2 separate regions of the Homo sapiens genome follow, and region 1 is linked to region 2. A link is a loop called in an ENCODE intact Hi-C map of the cell type or tissue named here. Cell type or tissue: CD14-positive monocyte. All regions are shown on one strand. Links, peaks and the distances in the headings refer to the core of each region. The heading gives the core; the rest is flanking DNA.

What was found. Hi-C counts contacts between places; a loop is a spot of excess contacts. Peaks named below come from ENCODE experiments on the same cell type or tissue, not always from the same donor. Only the 100,000 strongest peaks of a DNase experiment are listed, where the experiment ranks them.
Region 1: a loop joins it to region 2, with 2.0 times the contacts of the local background. A loop is called at or near these places in 2 of 110 quality-filtered maps.

Annotation. Positions count from the first base shown.
Region 1 is chr10:13,827,924-13,836,259 of GRCh38, forward strand. The region is part of intron 3 of FRMD4A (FERM domain containing 4A); the gene reads right to left. Among named protein-coding and RNA genes, the nearest start is that of FRMD4A-AS2, 160 kb to the right of the region's middle. In CD14-positive monocyte, for the core only: no CTCF peak of the experiment used is centred there; a DNase peak (open chromatin) is centred at 4,018; H3K4me3 peaks cover 894 bases; H3K27ac peaks cover 921 bases.
Region 2 is chr10:13,906,167-13,914,502 of GRCh38, forward strand. All of the region lies in intron 2 of FRMD4A (FERM domain containing 4A), which reads right to left. Among named protein-coding and RNA genes, the nearest start is that of FRMD4A-AS2, 81 kb to the right of the region's middle. In CD14-positive monocyte, for the core only: no CTCF peak of the experiment used is centred there; DNase peaks (open chromatin) are centred at 3,525, 3,905 and 7,945; H3K4me3 peaks cover 1,000 bases; H3K27ac peaks cover 2,873 bases.

The sequences.
Region 1 (8,336 bases), core at 299-8,298, 78 kb before region 2:
CTCGAAGCCCCTCCCCTGTCTCTACTGCCCAAATACCATTTATGCAAGACCCCGCTCTGTAGCCCCTCTGCAGAGAGAGCTGCCTTGCTCAGCTGCTCATGGCGGGGCTCTCAGAGTGCTCCAAGCTCCAGCAGGCCTCGTCTGAGGCACTGTCCTACCACATTTCCATCTTTTTTTCTAAATCCATGCCTTTTCAAGGATGGCAACATCTTGAAAGCAGGGATGGTATTATCCACATCTCTTTTTTTCTTATTTCTGTACATTGAAGTGGTACAAGTGCAGTTTTGCTACATGGATATACTATGCAGTGGCAAAGTCTGGGCTTTTAGTGTATCCATCACCCAAATAGCATCCGTTGTACCCATTAGGTCATTTCTCATCCCTCACCCCCTCCCACACTTTCATGTCACCAATGTCTATTATTCCACACTCCACGTCCACGTGTGCACTTTAAGTGAGAACATGTGTATTTGGCTTTTTGTTTTTGAGCTATTTCACTTAATGACTTCCAGTTCCATCCACGTTGCTGCAAAAAACATGATTTCATTCTTTTTGATGGCTGAATACTATTCCATTGTATATGTATACCATGTTTTCTTCTTTCTTTCTTTCTTTTTTTTTTTTTTGAGACGGAGTTTCACTCTTGTTGCCCAGGCTGGAGTGCAATGGCACCATCTTGGCTCACTGCAACCTCCGCCTCCTGGGTTCAAGCAATTCTCCTGCCTCATACTCTCGAGTAGCTGGGATTATAGGCATGTGCCACCATGCCTGGCTAATTTTGTATTTTTAGTAGAGACAGGGTTTCTCCATGTTGGTCAGGCTGCTCTTGAACTTCTGACCTCAGGTGATCCGCCCGCCTTGGCCTCGCAAAGTGCTGGGATTACAGGCGTGAGCCACTGCACCAGGCCACCACGTTTTCTTTATCCAAGTGTCCATTGATGGACACTTAAGTGGATTCCATGTCTTTACTATTGTGAATAGTGCTGTGATAAACATACAAGTGCAGGTATCTTTTTGATATAATGATTTATCTTCCTTTGAGTAGATACCCAGTAATGGGACTGCTGGGTCAAATGGTTCTTTGGTTTTTAGTTCTCTGAGAAATCTCCATACTGTTTTCCATAGACGTTGCATGAATTTGCATTCCTACCAACAGTGTATAAGCATTCCCCTTTCTCCACATCCAAGCCTCACCCAAATGGTGAGTGTTAAATGATGGCCTGGATGGATCAATGAATGAAGGAGTGAATGGTGAGGTGGAATAGGATTTTAGCAGGAGAAGCTTTCACATTGATAAACAAAACGAAAAACATTCTTCCGGCAGGGCATGGTGGCTCACACCTCTAATCCCAGCACTTTGGGGGTCCGAGGCAGGAAGACTCCTTGAGGCCAGGAATTCGAGACCAGCCTGGGCAACAAAGTGAGACCCCATCTCCACAAAAAATAAAAAAATTAGCTGGGTGTGGTGCCGTGTGCCTGTGGTCCCAGCACAGGAGTTTGAGGCTGCTGTGAGCCATGATTGTGCCACTGCACTCCAGCCTGGGCAACAGAGTGAGGTCCCATCTCAAAAAAAGGCAAAAAGCAAAAACCAGTGTTCCCTTGAGTTCTGTTCCCACGTCCAAGCCCTTCTCAATCTTCACAGGAGCCTTCAGTGACTTCATATGTCCTGCTGGTTCTAACTCCTGCTCAATTCAATGCTTCCTAATGCTAGGGATGCCTTCTCTCTCAGTAGGTTTCAGGGCTGTCTTTCACCACTGGAAACCTCTATTTGTAGATATGGGTGCAGCCTAGGTCCATCACCTTTAGCCCCAACCACCCTTAGTAAGTGGAGCTGAACATGTGCAGGGAAGACCCATCTGTGGGAATTCAGGAGAGCCAGGAGAAAGGCATGGATCCCCATCTTTGCTTCTGTCACCTGCCTGACTCTTCTTGCCATAAGTGTTTCACCAAAATAAATCGGGGGCCTGGCCAGGCCACTGGAAACACTGACCTTGAAGACTTTTCAGGAAATGATTTGCATGCAGTGCAGAAGACCTCTGACCCCTTCCTGTCGCTGGCACCTGATCGGATCCTAGCAGTGACCTCACCTGGGGATTTGACTGTGTGCTTCCCCACATGCCCTAGCTCTCTCTCTCTCTCTTCCTTTCTCTTAGCCTTACATGTTCTCTCTGGAGGAGATAACGCGCTTTACATTCATAACAGTGTGTCAGTCTGCAGAGAGAGAAATCATCTAAGGCCATGACCTCACTGCCACAAGTGTCACTGACTGCCAGGCAGAGCATCCATCGGGCAGGGCGCTGTCCCTCCTCGGCCCTCCTTCCCTCCATTTGCAGGAGGAAGGGTCACTACCATCCAGGTCACAGGCACAAAAGAGATTTTGTTGTCTGGGCTGCTGCTTTTCCAGCCCCTCTGACAGACTCCAGAAGGAGTCAAGGAATTGGGAAGGCGACAGCGTTAGAACAAGAAGGTGAAAAAACAGCAAGCATGCATCTTTCTCCCAGAGCTTCTCCAAAGCCAAACTATAGACTCTGAATGAGCCCTGAGCCAAGATGAGAGGTCAAGGTTCTTGTCCTGACTGTGGGCCACAGAGTTCTATGGTTTTAACAGAGAAGGTGGGATCCATAGCCCACTTCCAGTGGCTCCCTTTAACCAGTGCTGCCCCCTGCAGAACCAGCACAAGGCGACACGTTAATGTAACCCCAGCATTGCCATTGAAGGCTTTATGGGAGGCCTTGCCCTACTTACCAGAGAAAGCAAAGCGGGAGGTGTAGAGAAATGGGAAGCCTGACCATGTATGTTCATGTTCCATGTCACGCAGCATCCCTGTGTGTGTGTATGTGTGCACAGGAGTACTTGGTGTCATAAGTTTTGCTTATTATTATTAGAGACAGAGTCTCGCTCTGTCACCCAGGCAGGAGTTCAATGGCACATTCTCGGCTCACTGCAACCTCTGCCTCCCGGGTTCAAGTGATTCTCATGCCTCAGCCTCCCAAGTAGCTGGGATTACAGGCACCCACCACCAGGCCTGGCTAATTTTTGTATTTTTGGTAGAGACAGGGTTTTGCCATGTTGGCCAGGCTGGTCTTGAGCTCCTGACCTCAAGTGATCCACCTGCCTTGGCCTCCCAAAGTGCTAGGATTATAGGTGTGAGCCACCATGCCTGGCCAATTTTGCTTTTTAGAAATCACTCCAGACCTGACACTTCTTAGCTAGACAAAGAGGCACACACACACAGAGAGGCAGGACGCTCACTTCTACAGTCCCTGTGGAGTTTTAGACCAAACGCAATGCCTCTGACCTTCTTTGGATGACATCAACTTTACCGGTCTTCATCTGGGGACCTGGGCATCAAATCCCAGCCTGAAGATCCCAGGATTGGCCAGGTATGGTGGTGTATACCTGAGGTCTCAGCACTTTGGGAAGTTGAGGCAGGAGGATTGCTTGAGCGTAGGAGTTTGAGGCCTGCAGTGAGCTATGATTGCACCACTGCACTCTACCCTAGGTGACAGAGCAAGGTCCTGTCTCTAAAACAAATAAAATAAGAACTTAAGATTGCTGTTAGGAAACAAGAAGGCTTTGAAGTCACAGACTTGGACTGGCATTAAGGTTTTCTGAACTGTTGTGGGATCAGGACCCAGTAGCTTCACTTCCCAGAGTTTCAGCTTCTTTTCTGTAAAGTGGACATCATATCTCCAACTTTCTGGACACCATGGAGTTAAATAAGATGGTGTATGGGACATGTAACTCAGTTCTTGACACATAATTATTACTTACTGCTTGTTAATTCCTTCCACACGTCCACTGTGCATTTCCCTTCCCCATGCCAACCTCTTAACAACATCCTCATTACATCCTTATCCTGCTTCCTTTTTGGGTAGGAGATCTCCCAGTTGCCATTGTCTGGGAACACCCAGGCATTCACCGGGGGAGAGGCTGAGCTACTCCAAAATGGAGACAGTGCTGGGTGGACTCCTGCCTCTATCAGAATTCATCCAGGCCAAGAGCTCAGGGCTTTTTTAGCCAAACAACAGCAATCTCCTGCTGGCACGTAATCTTCAAGACTTTCACTTCCTCTGTCAGAGTGGAGGGAAAAATCAAACAGAACAAAAGCAAAATGAAAACCCTGGCCTGGACTTCCATTCTAATGTGCATGAGTGAGGTGGGCTCTGATGATCAATTACACCAGCAGAACCAATGAATTACACCAAGAGAACCGAGTTGCCGGCCCAGCTCACCGGGGGTGAACTCAGACACTGCTTTTCCTGCCTGCTTTCGGCTGCTCCCTCTCGGCCACTCTTCCAAGCTGCATCCCAAGCTGTCCTTTCTAGCTGCTTGATTGAAGTGCCTTTCCCGTGTGTCCACAGCAATACCAGCATCAAGGATTGTCCACTGCCCTCTTAGGATTCCTTCCTCCAAACAGACCCTCGTGCTTCGTCCAGAGTGAGAGGTTTCAGAACAGGAAGCAGGAGGTCTGTGCGGAAATGTCACCTGGATCTTCTAAATTAGTGATTTCAGCCTTGCGAGCACATTAGAATCAGCGGGGCAGTTTAAAAAGCCAGAGATGCCTGGGGCACCCTCGGGATTCCGACTTGATTGGTCTTGGGTGGGTCGAGGAATCTGTGGATTCTTTTTTCTTTTTCTTTATTTAGAGAAAGGGTCTCACTCTGTCACTCAGGCTGAAGTACAGTGGTACAATTATAGCTCACAGCAACCTTGAACTCTTGGGATCCTGCTAGGAAGCTGGGAATGGCCTAGATCTCCAAGCACACCCCTAGGGGACTAGAGGGTGAGGCCTGCAGGCCAGGGGGTAGGTGGGAGTGATCCTCCCACCTCAGCCTCCGAAGTAGCTGGGACTAGAGGTGAATGCCACCACACCCGGCTAATTTTTAAATTTTTTATAGAGACAGGGTCTTGCTATGTTGCCCAGACTGGTCTTGAACTCCTAGCCTCAAGCAATCCTCCCACCTCAGCCTCCTAAAGTGGGAATCGGTTGATTCTAATGAGTGCAACTAGGAATGAGCATCTGGAAAGAATCACTGTGTTGTGGGGAAATGCATATTTGCGATGTAATTAGAATGCTGATGCCTTTCCGTGTACAGTCTGCCTTCACACATATGTCTCCCTGGATTCAGAACAGTATTTATCGAGCACCCACTCGTGCTGGGTAGGGTGATGGGTGCCATGGATCTGCCATAGGAAGCCATGGTCCCTGACTGTATTAGACTGTTCTCACATTGCCAATAAAGACATACCTGAGACTGGGTAATTTATAAAGAAAAAGAGGTTTAATGGACTCACAGTTCCATATGGCTGGGGAGGCCTCACAATCATGGTGGAAGAGCAAGAGAAGTCTTACATGGTGGCAGGCAAGAGAGAGCTTGTGCAGGGGAACTCCCATTTATAAAACCATCAGATCTCATGAGATTTACTTACTACCATGAGAACAGTATGGGGGAAACCGTCCCCAGGATGCAATTATCTCCACCTGTCCCTGTCCTTGACACATGGGAATTATTACAATTCAAGGTGAGATTTGGGTGGGAACACAGCCAAACCATATCACCAACCTTCAGGAGCTCACAGAGTGGCCACATAACTCCTGACATTCATGGGGCATCTGCCCTGTGCCCGGTGGTTAAGGGCCCAGATTTGGGAGCTCCTTACTGACTGTGTGGCTTCAGGCAGGTTAAATGAACCTGTCAATACAATATCAGTACCTGCTTCATTGGAGCGTTGTGAGGATCAAAAGCCTTCTAACAGAGAAAGCCCTTAGAACAATGCCTAGCATCTCGTAAGTCTTTACAAGAGCCCACTAATCTATACAGAATTGCAGTTAATCATCTCAACAACACTATGAGGCAGATGTTATTGTTATGATCATTCCCATATTAAAGGTCACCCGGCTATGACATAGTGGAGCTGGGCCTCAAAGCCAGGTAGTCTGACCCAGAGGCAGGGTCTGGGCGCTTAAAAGTTAAGTCCAAAGTGGGTGCAGAAGGAGACATGTCCTCCTCCTTGGGAATGTGTAAGCTGATTTGAAAAACACCAAGCAGGCCAGGCGCAGTGGCTCACGCCTGTAATCCCAGGACTTTGGGAGGCCACGGGGGAGGTGGGTGGATCACCTGAGATCAGGAGTACAAAACCAGCCTGGCCAACATGGCGAAACCCTGTCTCTACTAAAAATATAAAAATTAGCTGGGCACGGTGGTGGGTGACTGTAATTCCAGCTACTTGGGAGGCTGAGGCAGGAGAATCGCTTGAACTTGGGAGGTGGAGGTTGCAGTGGGCTGAGATTGTACCCTTGCACTCCAGCCTGGGCAACAGAGTAAGACTCCATCTCAGAAAACAACAACAACAACAAAACAAAACAAAAACCACCACCAACAACAAAACAAAACAAAACCAAACCAAAAAAACAAGCAGCCAGGCAGCCTAACCAGTTCTCCTAAGAAACCGGTCTCTGGACACAAATTAGTCCCGTCTTCCCTAAAATAAAACCCGGCCTGCAGACATGAGCACAGTCCTTTGTGCTCTTCTCCAGGAGGGAGAAAAATGGTGAGATATCAAGCCCCTTCCCCCGGAGGCTTCTTGGAGTTCCTCTAAGTATTAATCTCTGAATAGTCAAAGGATACCAGAATTTGAAAGCCTGACGTTAGAAAGAAAACTTTTGAAGAACTGACTTCATCCCTCGGGGCAGAGGGAAGACGAAATTGATGCGTCTGAAATTTCTGGTCCAGAGAGTCATCTTCAGCATTACAAAGCACGTCAGGAGAACAAGGCACGGGGCTCCACAGGGGGTGAACAGGGAACTGAGACCAGCCTGTGTTGCCATGGGACACATTTCCAGGAAGGCTATTAACAGTGGGTGATTTAAATGAGCGAGAGACAGAGGCACATGGCTTTTTAAGCTGACAGGGTTAACATTTCCCCTCTTGACTACACAAGACCTCATTCTTACCTCCGAAATTCTTCTCTGCCCAGTTTTTCCCTTTGTCCCACTTTAGCAAATGGACTTCCAGACAATCAGATAATTCCCCGTGATAGCAGCGTGCACGGAAAACATGTCATGATGATATCATCTATCTAAGACCCAAGAGTGAGGCTGCCAGGGGGTGGCCGGAGATGGAGGTCATTAGGATGCATAGAAAGAAATATGCTTTCTTATCCTTTTCAAAATGCATTCATTCAGCACAGCGGCAAGTGTAATGGTTAAGAGGAGGGCTTTGATGGCCGCCGAACTTGGCTTTGAGCCCAGTTACTTCACTCGTGGAGCTGTGTGAACCTCAGCAACCTACTTAACTCTTTGTGCCTCAGTTTCCTCAACAGTAGCATGGAGATAACAACAGTTTATCCTACGGTTGTCCTCAAGAATTAGTGAAAACTTACAAGGGTAATGGTTGTATGCCTGGCATGTAAACAGTCATCATTTTATATGTGGTTATATACCTTTACATATAGTTCTATAGTCCTTATATATTATTACTGGAATCTACAACCCCCAGGGCCACGGACCAGTACAGGAACCGGGCTCCACAGCAGGCGGTGAGTCGCAGGAGAGTGAGTGAAGCTTCATCTGTATTTATAGCAGCTCCCCATCGCGCATTATTGCCTGAGTTCCACCTCCCTTCAGATCAGTGGTGGCATTAGATACTCATAGGAGTATGAACCCTATTGTGAACTGTGCATGCGAGCTATCTGGGTTGTGTGCTCCATCAGGTGTCTAATGCCTGATGATGTGTCACTGTCTCCCATCACCCCCAGATGGGACAGTCTAGTTGCAAGAAAATAAGTTCAGGGCTCCCACTGATAGGACATTATGGTAAGTTGTAGAATTATTTCATTAGATACTACAATATAATAATAGAAATAAAGTGCACAAGAAATGTAATGTGCTTGAATCATCCCCAAACCATCCCCCTCCCCCTTTCACCAGTCTGGAAAAATTGTCTTCCTTCAAACAGGTCCCTGGTGCCAAAAAGGTTGGGGACCATTGTATTATTATTTTTATTCATTAATTCACTAAGTATTTAGAGAGTGTCTACTATGAGCCTGGCACTAAACACTTCAGCAGAGAATTCAAGATTTTGTTTTTGAGATGGAGTCTTACTCTGTTGCCCAGGCTGGAGTGCAGTGGCACGATCTCAGCTCACTGCAGCCTCTGCCTCCCGGGTTCAAGGGATTCTCCTGCTTCAGCCTCCTGAGTAGCTGGGACTACACGTGTGAGCTACCACACCTGGCTAATTTCTGTATTTGTAGTAGAGACGGGGTTTTGCCATGTTGGCCAGGCTGGTCTTGAACTCCTGACCTCAGGTGATCCACCTGCTTTGGCCTCCCAA
Region 2 (8,336 bases), core at 71-8,070:
GGCAATCACAGTCACATCTCTGATTCTGCTCCTTCTCCCTGTGTGACTTTGAACAGGTCAGCCTGAATCTTCCAGAAGGGCCTTTTTTTATCTGTCTATATAGCAGGCTGAAACTGGTGTTTAATCCACTTTCCTGCCCAAAGACACAGAGTGCAATAACACAGTGGTCAGCAGTACAGGCTATGGTAGCTGACTCCTGAGGTTTGAACCACCAACCAACAGCTTACTAGTGGTGTAACTTTAGGCTAATGAGTTCTAACCTTTTCTTCATCTCAGATTCCTACTCATAGGCATGCTATGAGGGTTGCATTGTGTAATGTATAAAGAGGGAGTTTTTGGCACAGAGTACATGTTAAATAAAATATATGCTATGGTATTATTTCCATTATCAGCATCCACTAAGGGCGTGAAATCTGGCAGCTTTTGTCTGTATACAATACCGTCTTCTCCACTATGTTAGATGTCAATCCTTGGTTTGAGCCTCATAGGTAACTGCTGTGAGCTTTAATGAGACCCCGGGTGAATTACATCTTGTAAGTTAATCATAGGAAACAGTCTTGTCCTAAATAACTGTGCCCTACATTCCAATTCCATCCCTGTCCTCTGAGTGCACCAAGTGTATGCTCCTTGCCGAGATGTTCGCCCTGCTCGTGTGTGAATAACTTAGGAGTGAATTCAAATGCATTTAAATAGCCCACAACCTTTCAGCAATTGAGGGTGCACTGTTTGCCTTCCCATGGGAATGCCCGTCAGTCACATCTAAAGGTGCGTGCTCTGAACTTCAGCATTTACCCCTGAGGTGTTGCTGTGTCTCATCCTCAACTGTGTGGCGCAGTATTATCCACGCCCATAGGTCAACTTCTGGTTCCTTCTACCTTCTCAGGCCCTTGCAGCCCTACGTCACTCAGCAAGTCAGTGACAACACTGCCGAAAAATGATGGAGAACCCATTTCATTCCATTTTTTAGGAGTTAGAACTAAAATTATATTTTACATCAGAAGGTAGTCTGTAGAGAAAAATAGAAAATGCACCTGAGTTGTCTAAGTGTGTTCTTACAAAGGAAATTCTTTTGGAAATGGTTATAACCTAAACTATGATCAGCTAATAATAACAGTAATAATAATAATATCTATTATCTGTTGGGCGGTGATGTGCATATTATGTACATTATCTATAATCTGCAGCAAGACTGCACAGCAGGTCTTGTTAATTCCAATTGTATAGATCCAGAAATCGAGGCTCAGGAACATTAAGTAACTTGCCAAAAGTCTATACCTAGAAAGTTGCAATGTTCAGTTCAAAGGGAAACCCACGGCGGGTCCCAGATCAGACAAAATGAAATGCCACAACCGCCGATTCTTACAATACTTACAGGCACCATGTGGCTGTTGTCTTATTTGTTGAGGGTTCAAGGCTTGTGTCAACACCTCCACCTGACAGACGAGGAAGTAGGCAGTAAGTTCCTGGCCTGCCCAATGGCTCCTAGTGACTCTGAGGGACATTCACAATGAGAATAGACAGCCTCTCACTTTAGGTGATGAGCGCTGTTCACTGAGAGCTGTCACCTGCCAGGATCAGTGGAAAGTTGCTGCTAGATCAAATATTTACACACTCATAAGTTGCTTCCTAGTATAGTGAGTTCCTCATAATACAAAAGTACCTAAAATTCTGGGTTTTTAAATTTTAAAGTCACTTAAAAAAAAAAAAAGCACAGATAGGCCGGGTGCAGTGGCTCACACCTGTAATGCCAGCACTTTGGGAGGCCGAGGCAGGCGGATCACCTGAGGTCAGGAGTTCACGACCAGCCTGGCCAACATGGTAAAACCCCGTCTCTACTAAAAATACAAAATTAGCCAGGCATGGTGGCGGGCACCTGTAATCCCAGCTACTCAGGAGGCTGAGGCAGGAGAATCGCTTGAACCCTGGAGGCAGAGGTTGCAGTGAGCCAAGATCGTGCCACTGCACTCCAGCCTGGACAAGAAGACGGAAACTCCATCTAAAAAAAAAAAAAAAAAAAAAAAAAAGGACAGAAAATATATTAGACTGCTATGTAACTACCATTAAAGTTAAACACTTTATCTTCTTTGCTTATTGAAAGCAAGAGAGAGAGAGCTTGCTAAAGCCATGCTTCTCATCCTTTTTCCTTCCCTCCCCATTCCCTCCCCAGAAGGTGATAGTCTCCTACAGTAGGTCTCTAGCATTCCCTATTTGTTTCTGTCCTTTGCATATGAATGTAGCATAAGCAGTATACACTGTTTTGTGTGTTTTTCAACTTTACAGAAATGCAGCTAGAACAGAGTTATCTTTTCCCAACTTATTTTCCATTCAACATCACATTTTTGAGATTTATCAATATGAGTGTTTTTGAATTTCATCCATTTATTGGATTCCATGGTGCAAATATACCACAGGATGTGTCTACGTTCTCCAGCTGAGAGACAAGTTACGTCTAAGTGTTCATTATTTACAAACAGCCAGGGCCTTTGCTCCTAGCGGTTCCTCTGCCTGCCAAGCTCCTCTTCCGGGAATTCATTCATTTGATGACCTTCTCAACATGTCCACTTAATTTGCTCCCTCTTCTTCCCATGTTTTTACTCAGTTATCAGTAGCATTGCCAGAGAAAAGACAGGAAATCCAGTTAAATTTGAATTTCAGATAAACAACAAGTTCATGTGTAGTATAAGTATACCCCCAAGTGCTATGTGGGATATACTTACCCTAACAAAAGATTCACTGATTATCTAAAATTTATGTGGGAATCTTATATTTGTATTTGTTAAATCTGCAACTCTAATTGTGACATTCTCAGTGAGGCCATCGCTGTACAGCCTAGTTACAGTTTTAGCCTCCTCCCCAACACTTCCTATTCTTTTTCACTCTCTTATTGTTTTTTCACAGCCCTTATCATCAGTTTTCCTGCAATGTATTTCCTTATTTATTTTGCTCATTACATATCTTTTTCCTCTGGAATGTAAGCCCTTTGCAGGCAGGATTTTTGTTTTGTCTTCTGCTATGTGAGACACAGTATGTGCTTAATAAATACTTGCCGAGCAAATGAATAAATGAATGAAAGGGTGCAAGGACTGCCTTTGTACATGTCTCCTTTGTAGTGTGTGAGATTTTCTCTAGGATAAACATTTGGAAGTAAAATTGCTTTCTGTAGGGTGTGTGTCTTTACTAGGTATTGCCAATTTGCTGTCTGAAGTAATTGAACAAATTTCCGTTCCCATCAGTAACGTATAAAAGTTCCCATTTCTTAACACCCACAGTACCTTTCTGTCTTTACCTTTGCAATTGCAATAATTTTGATTTTTGAGTCAACAGTTGAGACCAGCATGGAAACATAAGATAACCACAAATGAATTCAAAATAAACAGTAATTATGAATGCAAAAGGTGTCAGATGTTCTTAGGTGCTTATTTAAAAGATGAGTTAATTATTATGGATGTACGAACAATTCTAAACCATGGTGTCTCTTGTGTAATAAAATAAACAGAAATTGCCCAAACTTAACACTGTCGCAATGCCATTTAAAAACTCATAATAAAAAATTTTGAAGAAAAACCATTTTATTTATTTTGCAACTAAAAAGGAGGAAGTCTTGCCTAAGAAAACTAAAATGAAAACCCAAACGCAAGTGGTGGAGAGTTCTTTAAGATCTGCTTCAGAATTGCCAGAAACATGCAACTCATGTCAAAAGAGAAAATTTGAAAAAGTCCTTTGTTATAGACATGGCCAATCTCTTTTAAGTCCAAAAGACGAGTTTGAGGTATATAAAAAAGCACTGTAATTAAAGGATACAAAAACATGGCCTATTTTAATGTGTTCTTAATACATTCTTGGACAGCCATGAAATATGTTGTGAAACATTGTAAAAAATGGCCACTATCTCTCACTCCTTCCTGTTTCACGGCTTTGTAATGTGACTGTGAAGTGATGTCTAGAAGTGAAATCTGTTTTTCTTCCACTTGAATCTGGGCTGGTCTTCTGGTTTGTCTTGGCCAATAAAATGCAGGAGTGATAATATGCTAGTTCAAAATTTAAGTCTCCAAAGGACTTTGATGCTTCAATTTGATCTCTTGGAAGACTGCCTAGCTGCCATGTGAACAAGCCTGGTCTAACCTGCTGGAAGATGAGAGCAGGTGGATCAAAGCTGAGGCAGCCTAGTTATCTCAGCCCAGGCCTCAGAGAGGGGAGAGAACCCAGCTGACATCAGCAGTGTCATCCACTTGACTTGCAACTGACCACAGATGCATGAGGGAGAGGAGAACTGCCTTGCTGAGCCCCGCCTGGATTACCAACATATGCAATCATGAGCTACATAAATGCTGGTTATTTTAAGCTATTATATTTTGCGATGGTTTGTTACTTAGCGATGGTTAACTGGGACACAGGCTAACTTGGTTCTTCACCCTGCAGAAAGCAGATTTGTTAATTTCTTCATTTACTTTTCTTTTGCTAAATGTATGCTGATGAAAATTGTTGAATATGTTTTAATTTGCAAAGGATTTGATGGGAAAATAACTGATAAAGATTTTTTTTCCACAAATATGTGAGTGTTTTATTGAGCACAATATCAACTGGAACCAATAAACAATTATGCACACAGCTGGCACCCAGCAATGACACACAGCTGCACTGGAACATTTTGCCCCGTGCATGTACCAGAAACCACGGCATCATTCACCAACACCATCCTGTTAAGCCTCTGGGAGTTTCATGAAAAAAAAAAAAAAAAAAAAAAAAAAAAAAAAAAAAAAGTCTAGTGGTTTGAAAACTTGTCTTTTAAGGGAAATTATTAAGAAAATGAAAACTGCCTCTGAAATTTGACTTCAAAATTGTATTCTAGGTATATCCTTTTCCTTCTCAGCCAGGGAAAGTGCTATGTGGAGTTTTCAAACTCATAGATGAATTACTAGTTTTCTTCAAGGAGAACAAATACAAACAAATAAAAATCCTGACTACAGCTTTGAAAAATCCAAATAAATAACATTAATCATGAAGAGTGGCTCACAAATCTTTTTTCAAAGCTGAATTTCCACAGTCTACCAGGGCAAAAGAAAGCTAGGAATGTTTTTTCCTGCACATGATAAGATCATTTCCAAAAAAGTAAAGCTCTGCAAATGAATGCAAATGTTGATGGTGAACAATTAATCTTTTGTAACCTCAAGTTCAGTTCATATTATGAAAATTATAGTGTTGGGGTAAAAATATAGAAAACAGCCTCCATTATCTCACTTCACTAAAACGGTTTTAGATACTCAAGAATCTAAAAGAGATTGACTAGCAAATCAGAGTTCATTCAGTTCACCACCTGCAAGGAAATGCATTTTTTGACATTTTCACCTGCAGAAGCCTAAAAACGGGCCATAGTTTTGTTGTACCTCAAGGAATCTCTTTTTATTTTTATTTTGGAGACAGAGTCTTGCTCTGTTGCCCCAGCTGGAGTGCATGGCACAATCTCAGCTCACTGCAACCTCCGCCTCCCGGGTTCAAGCGATTCTCATGCCTCAGCCTCCTGAGTAGCTGGGACTACAGGCACGTGCCACCTCGCCTGGCTAATTTTTTGTATTTTAGTAGGGACTGGGTTTCACTGTGTTACCTAGGGTGGTCTCGAACTGCTGAGCTCAGGTAATCCACCTGCCTCGGCCTCCCAAACCGCTAGGATTAGAGGTATGAGCCACTGTGCCTGGCCTCAAGGAATCTCTTTAGTGATTCTGCTGGACAAGCATACAAAGCAAAGAGAAAATCCTTTTACTCTGTGCCCACATATTTATGGGGTCTAGGTCCTCAAAATACTGAAGCACCCAAACAGAGAAGAGAAAGTTTCTAGAAACTGAATCTGACAGCTACAGCTTTCTTCCCTTTTCTTTAATGCAACCCAGTTTCCCAAAATGAATATGCACAATCCAAATGCTTCTCATTTTTGTTTTTCCTTTATTTTTCCTAACAGTAAATATTTTAACTTTGACAATGAACCCTTTATATTATAGAAAAGAATGCAAAGTTTACAAGGAATGTAAGATAAACAATGAGACTAAAAAGCAGCTTCCTACAGTAGCAGTGTTGGGGACAACAGCAGGGATCAGGGCCCTTGTGCACTGCTGGTGGGACTGTGACATGGTGTAGCTACTTTGGAAAACAGCCTGGCAGTTCCTCAAAATGTTAAACACAGAGGGACCATGTGACCCATGCCTGGGTATATAACCAAGAGAAATGGAAACATATATCCACAGAAACTTGCACATGAATGTTCATAGTGACATTACACATAATAGGCAAAAGCAGGAAGAAACTAAATGTCCATCCGCTGATGAACAGATAAGCAAAATGTGATGTATCCACATAATAGAATTTTTTTTTTTTTTTTTTTTTTTTTTGAGATGGAGTCTCGCTCTGTCGCCCAGGCTAGAGTGCAGTGGCGCGATCTCGGCTCACTGCAAGCTCCGCCTCCCGAGTTCACGCCGTTTTCCTGCCTCAGCCTCCTGAGTAGCTGGGACTACAGGCGCCACCACCATGCCCGGCTAATTTTTTTTGTATTTTTAGTAGAGACGGGGTTTCACCGTGTTAGCCAGGATGGTCTCGATCTCCTGACTTTGTGATCCGCCTGCCTAGAATATTATTTGGCTGGGCGTGGTGGCTCACACCTGTAATCCCAGCAGTTTGGGAGGCTGAGGCGGGTAGATCACCTGAGGTCAGGAGTTCGAGACCATCCTGACCAACATGGTGAAACCCCATATCTACTAAAAATACAAAATTAGCTGGGTGTGGTGGTGTGTGCCTGTAATCCTAGCTACTCCGGAGGTTGAGGCAGGAGAACCTCTTGAACTCGGGAGGCAGAGTTTGCAGTGAGCTGAGGTCACACCATTGCACCGTAGCCTGGGTAAGAAGAGTAAAACTCCATTTAAAAAAAAAAAAAAAAAGGATATTATTCAGAAAAGAAATGAAGTGCTGATACATGCCCCAACATGGATGAACCTTGGACACATTATGCTAACTGAAACAAATCACTTACAAAAGACCACATATTGTCTGAGTCCACTGATATGAAATGTGCAGAATAGACAAATCTATACACAGAAAAAGTAAATCAGTATTTTCCTAGGGACAAAGGGATGGAGTTAATGTGTGTGGGGATGATAGCTTATGAGTACAGGATCTCTTTTTGGGGTGGTAAAGATGTTGTAAAATTGGGGCAATGGTTGCATGACTGTGAATATACTACAAATCACTGAATTGCGTACTTTAATAGATGAATTGTATGGTTTGTGAATTAGATCTCAATAATAACAATAAACATAAGCATCCTGCTTTCATTAGGCCACCATCCCCAGGCTTCAGGCCACGTCTTTTGATCTTCTCTGCCATTAGGGTCTTTGGTGCTAAAGGGATGGGAGACATTCACATAAGGGTCCAGCCACATCTCCTGAGGCACGTGATCCGCCTTCATTCATATGACAAACATCTACTGAGCTCCTGCAACATGCCAGGACCTCAGTAGATGGGGTATCCTTAGTAACTGTATCCTTAGTACTAGTAGATGGGGTATCCTTAGTAAATGGGGTATCCTTAGTCACTTAGTAACTAGGACTAGTACTAAGGATACAGTTAGTGAACAAAATAGACTCCCAAAGTCCCTGTCCCTGTACTGCTGAAGTTGGCATTCTGGTGGGGGAGTTTGACAATGAACAAATACTAAATAAGTACATAGACTATCAGGCGGATATGAGCTGTAGCTCAGGATAGAGGACGGGGAGACGCAGAGGCCTCTAAGAGACAACCATAGTGACTGGGGGAAGAGCTGGGAGGTGAACTTGGCTAGCAGGTGAGGCTTGACTGCCTGTGGACCAACACCCCTCTCCCTCCCTGGAAAGGAAGCAGCTGAGGTCAAAGCCCTGGGCAGTCATTCAGCTGTGGCCTCTGCTCAAGAAGAGGAAGGCGCGGGCAGATGCCTTCTGTTGTCTAAAGCCAGGGATGCATGTTGGCCTAATTTCCTCTTTGGGAGGATTACAGGGCAGAGTATGCTGTGGTTTCAGTGAAACATTTTACAAAGTTTCTCATGATCTACTCAAGGTCAAGATGAAAACGTATACTCTTATCATAGGCAGACTTCTAATGGGTAAAATAACCATATACAAGGAATGTCAATTTCTGAAATAATATATCAAGTTATGAATAACGTATCCAATATGCTGATGATGAGTACTAGCAGTAATACTACTACCAACACTATGATAAATTAATATTATTAACAAGGTCAATAATCAGTGGCATTCAATATTATTAACAATAATAACAGCCGAATTCTAATAAGAGCTTCATTGATCTCTGTGAAC